Regions from separate parts of the Homo sapiens genome. Here region 1 is linked to region 2. A link is a loop called in an ENCODE intact Hi-C map of the cell type or tissue named here. Cell type or tissue: dorsolateral prefrontal cortex. All regions are shown on one strand. Each heading gives the region's core, and the rest is flanking DNA. Links, peaks and the distances in the headings are about the cores only. Region 1 overlaps PKP1 (plakophilin 1). Region 2 overlaps TNNT2 (troponin T2, cardiac type).

Evidence for each region. Peaks named below come from ENCODE experiments on the same cell type or tissue, not always from the same donor. Only the 100,000 strongest peaks of a DNase experiment are listed, where the experiment ranks them.
Region 1: a loop joins it to region 2, with 4 times the contacts of the local background. A loop is called at or near these places in 11 of 110 quality-filtered maps.

Annotation. Positions count from the first base shown.
Region 1 is chr1:201,307,631-201,312,993 of GRCh38, reverse strand. The region is part of intron 2 of PKP1 (plakophilin 1); the gene reads right to left. Among named protein-coding and RNA genes, the nearest start is that of PKP1, 27 kb to the right of the region's middle. In dorsolateral prefrontal cortex, for the core only: a CTCF peak has its summit at 3,250; a DNase peak (open chromatin) is centred at 3,333; H3K27ac peaks cover 634 bases; H3K27me3 peaks cover 838 bases.
Region 2 is chr1:201,358,834-201,364,196 of GRCh38, reverse strand. TNNT2 (troponin T2, cardiac type) reads left to right here. Exons shown (of 17, transcript NM_001276345.2): 12 at 791-901; 13 at 1,803-1,811; 14 at 2,175-2,284; 15 at 2,828-2,918; 16 at 4,534-4,574; 17 at 4,942-5,183. The coding sequence ends at 4,987. Among named protein-coding and RNA genes, the nearest start is that of TNNT2, 16 kb to the left of the region's middle. In dorsolateral prefrontal cortex, for the core only: CTCF peaks have their summits at 2,169 and 2,369 (motif pointing right); a DNase peak (open chromatin) is centred at 2,376.

The DNA of each region.
Region 1 (5,363 bases), core at 180-5,179, 51 kb after region 2:
CAGGCTGTGACCCATTGTGGATTATAAAATCAATTTAGAAGACTATGGCCATCATTTTTAAAAAGATGGAATAGAATAATATATCCTGGAATATAAAATATCAGAGTGCAGTGCAGGTAGTAAAGTCACACATTGTTTTGTGAAACAGTGTATGGGTACTGGGTTGCAACATACGTGACATACCTAAAGGAGCTACCAGGTGTCATAAGAGGGAGGATGAACCCAGGAAGCCAAGACAGCCCAGGAAAGGTGTATGCACCAGTATCAGAGCCCCATGCTAGTCTCACCCCACAGACACAGAACGGGTCTAAATATGTCTCAGAAAAGTGGAGGAGGATGGTCTGCCCAGATGGGGCACTTCGAGTGAAGCCAGGCTTTATGACGAATGGTGCAGTGTTTCTTTACGTGGGTGCTGTCGGCACCTGAGGCAGAACAATCCTTCGCATTTATTACTGTGAATTGCTGTCAAAAAAGTTTGACAACCTCTGATCTGGTCCCACATGGTACAGTCCAGGAGGGGGAGTTGGAGGCCCAGAGAAGAGTGACCTTCTAGTAGTCACTCGGTGAGGAAAGGACAAAACCTGGACTTGAGTCTGGGTCTCCAAGCCCTATGCCATTCCCAGACACCAGCAGCTTCTCACACAGCCAGCCTTCTTGGGCCCCTTATACTCAGCACACAGAAACTTCTATTCTGGCCAGGACTGTTTTCTACTGTTCTTTTCTGCTAAACTCTTCATCTTGCCTCCCCTCTTCCAGGGCAAGAAGCAAAGGGTAACAGGTCACCTCAAAGGCCAAAGAGGGACAATATTCCTGCTCCCTGGGCCCTTTTACAAGGGACTGTGAGCTAGGGGCCTGCGTGCACACATGGAGGCAGGCCTGGGGCTGCAAGGTGGGGTACAGGGAGGGCCTCCTGGGCTTTGTTGTCAGGCTGGCAATGGGGAGAAGCTGGGCAGAGGCTCAATCCGGCACAAAAACATACAACAGACAATGAGGTGCCTCATGAGCTCTGTGTGAGCCCAAGTGGGGAGTCGGCCTCCTTGGGAGGGGCCTGTGAGGTTGGAGACTTGGTGCGAATCAGTTCTGGAACAGAACTGTCCGAGGAGGACTTTCCCAGGAGCTCACAAGCTGGTGGGTCTGGCCTGCTCCAACTTGTTCTCATAGTAGAGGATCAACATCGAGTATGATAAAAAAACATCTCCACACAGGTGCTGACTTGGGACTCACCTTTGCTGGGATGGGCCAGGGCCAAACCCAGCAACCTAGGGCCTGCCCGCCCACCCCTGCCCCTCCCTGAGAGAGAGAGAGTATGTGTGTGTAGGGGAGGTCGTTAGGCAACTGGGTAATTCCCTTCTGCACCAGATCTAGCCACACAAGCTGGGGAGGGGCTGGCACTCGACTTGGTCCTTTTTCATCTCTGCAGGGAGTCACAGACAGCAGGAAACTCCCATGGTTTGAGCTCCCAGAAAGACTGGGTGTCAAACCACCAGTCAGAAGTTGCATCCAAAACTCAGAAGCCACAGACTGTTAACCTTGGCAATAGCCTGCTCATCCCCTTCACCCACACGCCCAGCTGTGCACTCAGGCAGGCATAATTTTCTTCCCCAAACTGGGTCAACCAACCTACTCCAAAGAGAATTGGTGTCTGGTTGTTGGGAGAGGCATAGATGGACAATCACAAGGCATGGGGAGAGCAGCTGGGCAATTTTCTGAGCATCTGGGTATGGAATGCGTGTCCTGCAGATTACAGGCAAAATATGCCATGAAAGCCTTTACAAATGGCCACACCCTCCATTCTCCTCTCAGGGGAAGGAAGGTGGCAGATGACAACATGGAGGGGGAAGCCCAGCATTGCCAAAGGGCAAAGAGCCAGCTAAGCCTTAAATGGAAATGCAACAAGGAGCACCCTTGTTCTCCATAAACGACACGCCTGGACGTCATCTCAGACACCTAATGAGAAGCCCAAACACTCATCCTGGCCCAAAACCAGCAAACATGTGATCATGCTGATTGAGCCTCTCAGAGGCTTTGGGCTTTGCTTTCCTGTGCTGGGAAAAGGAGCAGCTGGCAGCCTTGCCAAGTCTCAGCAAGGGTGGGCTGCCCACAGGGAATGGGCATTGGCTGCACCTGCAGGGGAGCGGGCAAGGTGGGGAAGGCAGAGACATCCCCGTGGGACTGCATTTCCCAGCCTACCACCATCAGCCACACCCTAGTGGCGTCACCCATTCCTGGGAACCCCACCCCAGCTCCTAGTGTCATGGTGCTGGTGGGCTGTGCTGCCTGAGGACAGCTGGGTATGACTCTCTCCCATCATCATGGCCCTTTGCTGTCACTTTGACAAGCAGGAGTAAAGCCTCCTCTCAGACCCCGTCCTCCCCAAGTACCATGAGGGGGCCTGGATTCCCTCCAAGGCACAAGGAGGTGAACTGCCACCAGCTCTCCCTGCACAAATTGGCCTGGGACCTGGATGAAGCCTGCAGCCTTGAAGGCTGAAACGGCAGCAACTGCCTGGGAATCCAGGTGCTTCCTCCAGCTCACTGGGCTGAGATCTACAAACTGGAGGAAGACCCAAGGTCAAGAACACAGACTCTGGAGCCAGCCTGCCTGGCCTTGTCGTTGCCCAATGGGTGGCCTTGGGCAATTACTTAAGCCCAACGTGCCTCAGTTTTTCCATCTGTAAAACTAGTATAATTGTAGCCAACATAGAGGATTGTTGGGAGAATCCAGTGAACTAATGTTAGTAAAGCACTCAGGACAGTCCACGATATGAGTGTTTGCTCGGTAGGGACATCATATCCCTCTGACTCTTAGATTGGGCACAGGCTGGCTGCCTTAGGACTTGGCTCCTAAAGGAGAGATTTTATGTCACCTGTGACATACCTAAATGGGATACCAGGTGTCATAAGAGAGAGGATGAACCCAGGAAGCCAAGACAGCCCAGGAAAGTGTATGCACCAGTATCAGAGCCCCGTGCTAGTCTCACCCCACAGACATAGAATGGGTCTAAATATGTCTCAGAAAAGTGGAGGAGCATGGTCTGCCCAGATGGGGCACTTCGAGTGAAGCCAGGCTTTATGATGAATGGTGCAGTGTTTCTTTACTTGGGTGCTGTCGGCACCTGAGGCAGGACAATTCTTTGTATAGGCTGTCCCAAGCATGGCAGGATGTTTAGTGCCCCAGCCTCCAGGTTCTAAATGCTAGTAATGCCTCACAGTCATTGCAAAATGTCCCCACACGTTTCCAAACACTGTCTTCCAGGTCCCGAGAGAGCAGCTGCAGCCAGAAGAGGATGCACGGGCAGTGCACGTGCGCCCGCTGCAGGTGGGAGAGCTTCACCGCCAATGCCGGCTCTCCCAGCCACACCCCCACACTCAGATAGCAATCTGCTGGCAGCGTCTGGCTGTTTGAATACAAAGGACAGTGACACACACACAACCTCTTGTCTGGTTATCCCATGGATCAGAACATTCCAGAGGCTGGAAACTCAATTTCCTGAGAGCAGAGTTGGTCACTCTGCCAGACAGCAGGCTAGACTGGACAGCCAGACAGAAATCCAGAGCATTCTGAGAGACATGTTTCTTCACTTGGGAGACCAGTGGGGCTTTTGAGGGGTCCCACAGCCCGAGGTGAGCCAGGAAAAGCTGCTTTTAGCTAGGAGCCCCCCAGCCAGTCCCCGCTTTGCCGCCTGCTTGTGTAATTCCCCTTCTCCCCTTCCTTCTTGGAGAAGTGGGGTGTTTTAACCCCACACTGAAAGCTCCCCTCTATTCCTGTCCCTCATTAAGTCAGGAAGCTCTCAGAGGCCAACCCCTCCTTTATAGGCAAGGAGACAGTCTCAGTGAAGCAATACAAGCCCCAGATCCAGGGCCTCAAAGAACTGAATATGACCAGTTGCCCCTTGAGAGAGCCATTCAGTGTGGAGTGGCCCCCAAAGCTGGAAAAGCTCCAGCTTGCCCAAATCATCGGATAGGGCAGTAACTAACCATTCAAAAAGAGATGGCATCCTCCTGTCCTTCCATTAGAGAGTCCTTACTGACTCCCCTCTTTTACACCCCTACTGCCCAGGCTCTGACTCCGGGTCCCATCAGCTTACCACCAGGCCACTCCAGTGCCCCCCACTGGCCCCTGCCCAGCCCCCAGGGCTCTGGTCCCTGCCTTGCGATGCCATCACTCCACCTTCCTTAGGGAAAGCTTTCATCAGCTCTTGCCGTGCTGGAGAACCTACAGTGTCTGCTCCTTACAAGACAAACTCCCCAGCCCAGCCCCACCCTGCCTGTCCAGCCATCTCTTCCCCTCCCCAGCACACCCCTCTAAGCTGCCCCATGACCTCAGCCACATCCCAGGCTCCCTGCTTCTGTTCAGATGCTCCTCCACCCTGGACAGCTTTTCCTCACCTGCAGCCTCCCAAATCCTACATTTATCTAAGGCCTCTTCTCCACCTGTCATCTCCAAAAGGCCTGTTCTAACCCAGCCCTGTCTCCATAATGACCAGAGTTGGAATTATTTGCCCTTAAAGCCAGGGGCCTCTGGTCTTGTTTGTTTTCTAGTTGCTAATGTAGGTTTCTGTCATTTCCCTGAGCTCTCCAGGGCAAAGATGCCTAAAACAGGGCTGAGCTCACAGCAAGAGCTCAGTGAAAGGTGGACTGTGACTGTGAGAATTTGTGCTAGGGGTGGAGATTCAGGATGCTGACAGCACTGCAGTTCCCATGGCCTCCAGGGCACAGAAGAGAGAGAAGGCACCATGAGTAAAGTGGGCTGGCGGTAGGTAGGGCCGTTCTAGGCAGGGTGAGGCAGCCTGTGCCGGTGCACGGCATGGGGTCCAGCTGTGATGTCCAGAATGCTTCCCTTTACCGCTTGACCTGAGCAAAGCAGCTGGGTGGTTGAGCCCAGAGAATTCTATCCAACTCTAGCTGGACAGACAGAAGCTGCTGGACTCCTTGGGAGCTGGGTATGATGAAAAGAGTGTCTGTGTCCCCAGCTATTAGCCCATTTTGAAACCAAGCTTCTGCCAGCAGGGTGGGGCCGGCCAAACCGGTTCTCCAGCGAGACACACCCTGGTCTGCTTGCCAAGTCACACACCCAGCAGTGTCCAACAGGGCCATCTTCAGCAGCGTGATCTCCCAAGGCCCTTTTCATGAAAGGGAGTGCACGCACAGTTTCATGGAGTCCTCGTGCCTCTCAGGCCTGGTGAGGGCTTGCTGGAGAAAGAACCTTGATTAGAAGTCTTTCAAAGACAGGTTCCATTTGCGACTTGCCTAGTACCTGCCACTCCCCACTCAGTGCCCAGATGAGGGGCTCTCATGTAGTAGGCATGTAGTGACCCTTGTTCATCTTGCTGGGATTTCAGTCAGGACTGGGATATTGGGCAG
Region 2 (5,363 bases), core at 221-5,220:
AAGAGACAATATTGGCCGGGTGCGGTGGCTCACGCCTGTAATCCCAGCACTTTGGGAGGCCAAGGCGGGTAGATCACTTGAGGTTGGGAGTTCGAGACCATCCTGACCAACGGAGAAACCCTGTCTCTACTAAAAATACAAAATTAGCCAGGCGTGGTGGCACATGCCGGTCATCCTAGCTACTCAGGAGGCTGAGGCAGGAGAATCGCTTGAACCCAGGAGGCAAGGTTGCAGTGAGCCGAGGTCATGCCATTGCACTCTAGCCTGGGCAACAAGAGTGAAACTCCAACTCAAAAAAAAAAAAAAAGGAAAAAAAAGAGACAATATCAATATCAACCTAGGAAGTGCTGGGCATTGTCTTGGCTCTGATAATACATCAGCAAACAAGACAGAAATGCCTGCGTCCTTATGAACGTGTTATTTTATAAGACTCTCCAGCCCTCATCCCTTCCCCAGTGCAGACTTCGTGGGAACCGAAGGCCCCGTAGCTCTCTTCCTGTGCAGCTGCTGAAGGCATTTCCAGAGCAACAGGTCTTCCAGGGGCACTCCCAGCTTAAGGGGATGACGAGACCTCACATTTGGGAATCAGGACCTCATTCAATCACGCAGTCATTTCTCAGTCAGTGGACTCCTGTGGGCCAGCACTGTGCTGGGAGCTACCCTCTCAGAAAGCTCCTTGCTGAGCGGAGAGAAAGCTGAACTCACCCATAAAGACCACAAGCTTCAGCCCAGAATCAGGGTTTCCAATCCTTTCCCCTAATTTGCTTTCTTCCTCCCTGCTGTAAATCAGGAAGAGAGGGCTCGACGAGAGGAGGAGGAGAACAGGAGGAAGGCTGAGGATGAGGCCCGGAAGAAGAAGGCTTTGTCCAACATGATGCATTTTGGGGGTTACATCCAGAAGGTAGGTAGGGAGCAGCAGGGGTTGCCAGGAGATCCTAGTATAGCCCTGAGGAATGAGGTGTCCACTGCAGCAGGTAGACTTTAGGTCAGGTCCCAGGAAGAGATTCCCAGCTGCTGTGGGTGGAAGACTGAGGTCTCCTCATGCCCAGCCCTGAGCTGGTTTTCAGCCTGACCGCGGCTTGCACTAGGAGGGGCTTGCTGGGGTAGGGGGCTACAGGCAGAGCCTGGGGCACCAATGGTGCCCCCCATGCCTGGCTCCAGCAGTGCTCAGGAGCCCCCAAGGAGGCTGGGTGCAGCTGGAAGAGCCTTGTGCCTAGAGTCAGAGCTCTAGTTGGAGACCCAGCTCTGCCACATACAGTTGTGTGACCTTTTGCAACCTCTGAGCCTCGGTTTCCTCAACTGGCACTCATATTGCCTGCCTTGATGCTTTGAGAAGCTCAAATGAGCTACCATGGAAAGTGTCTATGTGCCACACAGATGTGAGGTTGTTTGTTCCTGGAAACTCACTCTCGATCCCTAACTTTTGTGCCCCATTCCTCCTAGGTCCTCCATTCTCGAGGGAGGAGGGATATGTGAAATTGATTTTCTCTAGGTAGTGAAGGAATCAAAACATTTTCTTAGATTTCCAGCTTAGTCCCTAGCTCAGGACTAGGCCACCCCCTGCCTCTGCCCCCATGGTGACCACACCAGCCAAGACTTTGGCATCAAAGTCTTCATGCTACCGAACAGCCCCTGCTGTAACCCTCAGACCCACGTCCTAGTAAACCCGGCTGACTACAGCGAGTATCTGAATCTTCTCTTCCATGTCTCTCCTTGCCTTTGTCTTCCTGCCTTCTCTCTGTGTCTCTGTTGCCGTCTTGGTCTTTTTCTATGGGCCTCTCTCTCATGGTTTCCCGGTTTAGCAGGCCCAGGTGGGTACCAAAAACCTCAAGCCTTCTTCCTCCCCATAGTTTTGGAGAGCTCCCTGGGAGGGGAAGGCGCCTTGCTGGAGGGGAGGAGTGAAGAGATTGGGCTGGCTGGGGAGGGGGGAAGCTGGTGAGAGGTGAAAGAGATTAGTTAGGCAAAGAAGGAAGAGACTGACGTGATCCTTCTTGCCCCTACCTCAGTTTCCCTAGGGAATACATGTAGTTGGTAGTTGGGGGGTGTGGCAGGAAGAAGAGCATAAGAACCTGGCCCTCCTGCAGGCCTTGCTCCACCCCCAGGGGGTTTGGGGAGGGTTAGGGGACAGGGAGGGGGCAATCTGGCCAGTTTACTCTGCTTCCCACACCCTCCAGACAGAGCGGAAAAGTGGGAAGAGGCAGACTGAGCGGGAAAAGAAGAAGAAGATTCTGGCTGAGAGGAGGAAGGTGCTGGCCATTGACCACCTGAATGAAGATCAGCTGAGGTGGGGGCTGGGAGGAATGGTCCTGGGGCACTGCCCGCATCTGCTCTGGGAGGGGTCGGGCCAAGGGCACTTCTTGCTGTGAGCCACCAGAGGGCAGGACTGCCTCACATATTTTCCCATGGCAAGTTTGGTGGGACCAGAGCTGGGCCCCAGCAGGTCGGGCCAACTCCTTTCTGGGCTTTGCTGATGGGGAAAGAGAACTGAGCAGGTGCCCCACCCCTCTGAGCTTCACCTACCCACCTGCACACGGGTGTCAGGACAGGGGATTGAACTAGATGCTCTCCTGCGCCAGAAGGGCTTCTCCTGCTCCCCGCTTGTTCTTGGAACTTTGCCCTGGCAGTCCCTGGTGTCCGTTCCTGAGCACTGGGTGCTGCCGTCTGGTCCCCAGGCTGGGTCAGGCCCAGGGGGTGGGCTGGGGTACCCTTGGCAGGCCTGGAGGTGGGAAGGAGGGCTGGGATGCTGGGGGCTGGGCCGGGACCAGGACGGAGGCCCAGGAGGGCCCTTTCTTACTGGACCTCCCCATTCTCACCCTTGCCCGTGCAGGGAGAAGGCCAAGGAGCTGTGGCAGAGCATCTATAACTTGGAGGCAGAGAAGTTCGACCTGCAGGAGAAGTTCAAGCAGCAGAAATATGAGGTGGGCCGCCATGCTGTCCCCGCCCAGCATCTCCATCTCACACTCCTCCTGGTTCACTGGGTCCGGTAATACTGCTGCAGGTCCCTGGGTCCCTGTCCCTATTCCCCAACAGCCCCCTTCAGCTCCTGCATCTGCCCCTGCTGCCTGGCCTTCAGCAGTGTTCCATGTCCACCGCATTGACGACTGCTTGCTGGAAGTGTCTGAGAGCTCGCTGGGGCTGAGCAGAGACACTTTCCTGGTGTTCCAACCCTGGGGGTCTCCAACACGTTGAGGCAGCAGCTCAGTGATCTGAGCTGGTTACAAGGACCAGGATGCACCAAGCCAGGACCCCCAGTGGAAGGGGAGTGCTGCCAACAGAGAGGTGCTTCTCCCCACATACACCCAAGGTCCTGGTGTGGGCACAATTAGGCTGAGCCTCAAGCTCACAGTCTTTCGGAGTCCTATGTGCACTAATGAGGGTCTTAGGTGAACAGACACCAGGCAAGGAAATGGCTTAGAGGACACTGATGCTGCATACCGGAGCTTAGACCTGGGCGCCAGTCCTTCCTTACCCACCACCCCCGAGCCCCGGTCCCAGGGCCTCTTTGCTACCTAAGGGAAGAATTCAGCTTCCCCTGGAAGGTCTCCTTTGCTGCTCCTGCCAAACCACTCCTCCCTGGGCAAGAAGCCCCTCGCTGGGCAGGCTCAGGCTGCAGTGGCTACAGGGTACTCCCACCTCCCAATACGGAGAGAGGCTGTATTGCCTGGTGACAGTGGCATGGACTTTGGAGCCATAATGCCTGGGTTGAATTTCTACCTGTGCCCCTCACTGGCTGTGTGACATTGGGTGAGTTAGTCCACTGTTCCTTGCCTCCATTTCCACAGGTAACACTACAATATACTTCAGAGGGTGATTGTGAGGGTTACAGAGATAATACTAATTGTTATTATTGCTATAGTGTTCCAACCACTGTTCCAAGCATGTCCCATGTATTAACTTACTATGCCCTCATAGCAGCCCTATGGGTTCATATCTGGGAAGGTGCTCAGGACAGAGCCTGGCACCCACTAAATGCTCAGCAGGTGTCAGCCATTGTTATGGCCTCTCTAGTCCTGTGCCTTCCACTTTTTTCTCTTTTTTTGGTTCCACACTGAACTCTGCACCGGCCAACAGGACACAGATTTGCCAAACTTTGGGGCAGCACCCTGCAGGGGTGGTGCATGGGGATGCTACTGCTCAAAGGGCACAGCTTCCGGGATGGTGGGCAGCTGGGCAGGGGTGCCCCAGAGGGGTCTGGGGCTGGGCTGCTAGGAGGGCTCCATGACACAGCCTCCAGCTTTGTGCCCAGCTCTCAGAGGCCCTTCTTATGGGACTCTCATATCCTGAACCTATTATGGCCCTGGGACCCCACAGTGGGAGGCCCATGAGGCATCCTGGAAGCTTCTCCTTGGCTTCTGCCTGTGGTACACGGGCCCCTCCTGACCCTTAACTATCCTAACCCCTCCTACTCTTCCATGCTCCTCCTTCTCCTCCTGCACTGCTGCACTCAGCCCCCTTCTCCCCATCCCCAGGCCACCTGGGACCTGAGCCAGTCAGCTCCAGCGTTGCTCTTTGTCCTTCCCACTTTTCTTGCAGATCAATGTTCTCCGAAACAGGATCAACGATAACCAGAAAGTGTAAGTGTCTGAGGTCATTCTCGCCTAGCCCTCCCCCTGCCCCCTCCTTCCCTACCTTCCAGCTATCCCATTCCTCCTTGGAGGGCCCCAGGCTCCCAGCCCTTCCTCCTCTGCTTCAGCCCACAGGTTTCCTTCTCTGGCTCCTCCGGGGCCTCGTGCTTCTCTCCCTGTGGCCTCTGCTTGCTGGTGGGGGTGAAATGTGGGGCGGAGAAGCTTCCCTCCAGCCTCAGGCTGCTGTCCTATTCTGCCCCTGGAGGCAGCTCCAGCCTGCTCCTCTCCCCTTTGGCACCCCAGTCCTACCCCAGCCGCATGGTGACCTACTACCCTGCCTGTGTCTCCATGTCACTGCGTCCTGCTTCCCCTGCAGCTCCAAGACCCGCGGGAAGGCTAAAGTCACCGGGCGCTGGAAATAGAGCCTGGCCTCCTTCACCAAAGATCTGCTCCTCGCTCGCACCTGCCTCCGGCCTGCACTCCCCCAGTTCCCGGGCCCTCCTGGGCACCCCAGGCAGCTCCTGTTTGGAAATGGGGAGCTGGCCTAGGTGGGAGCCACCACTCCTGCCTGCCCCCACACCCACTCCACACCAGTAATAAAAAGCCACCACACACTGACTGGCATTTCTGTCACGTCCCCTTCAGAGAGAGAGAGAAACTGAGGCGAGACCCTGCTCTCACAGGTCCCCGGTGTCTGCCAAGCTCTAAGGAGCTTTCCCCTGTCTGGTCTCCCTGCTTGCCTCTAGCTGGGGAGAGGGTGGAGGGCCCAGGGTGCAGCCCAGGAGGCAGGAGCAGTGG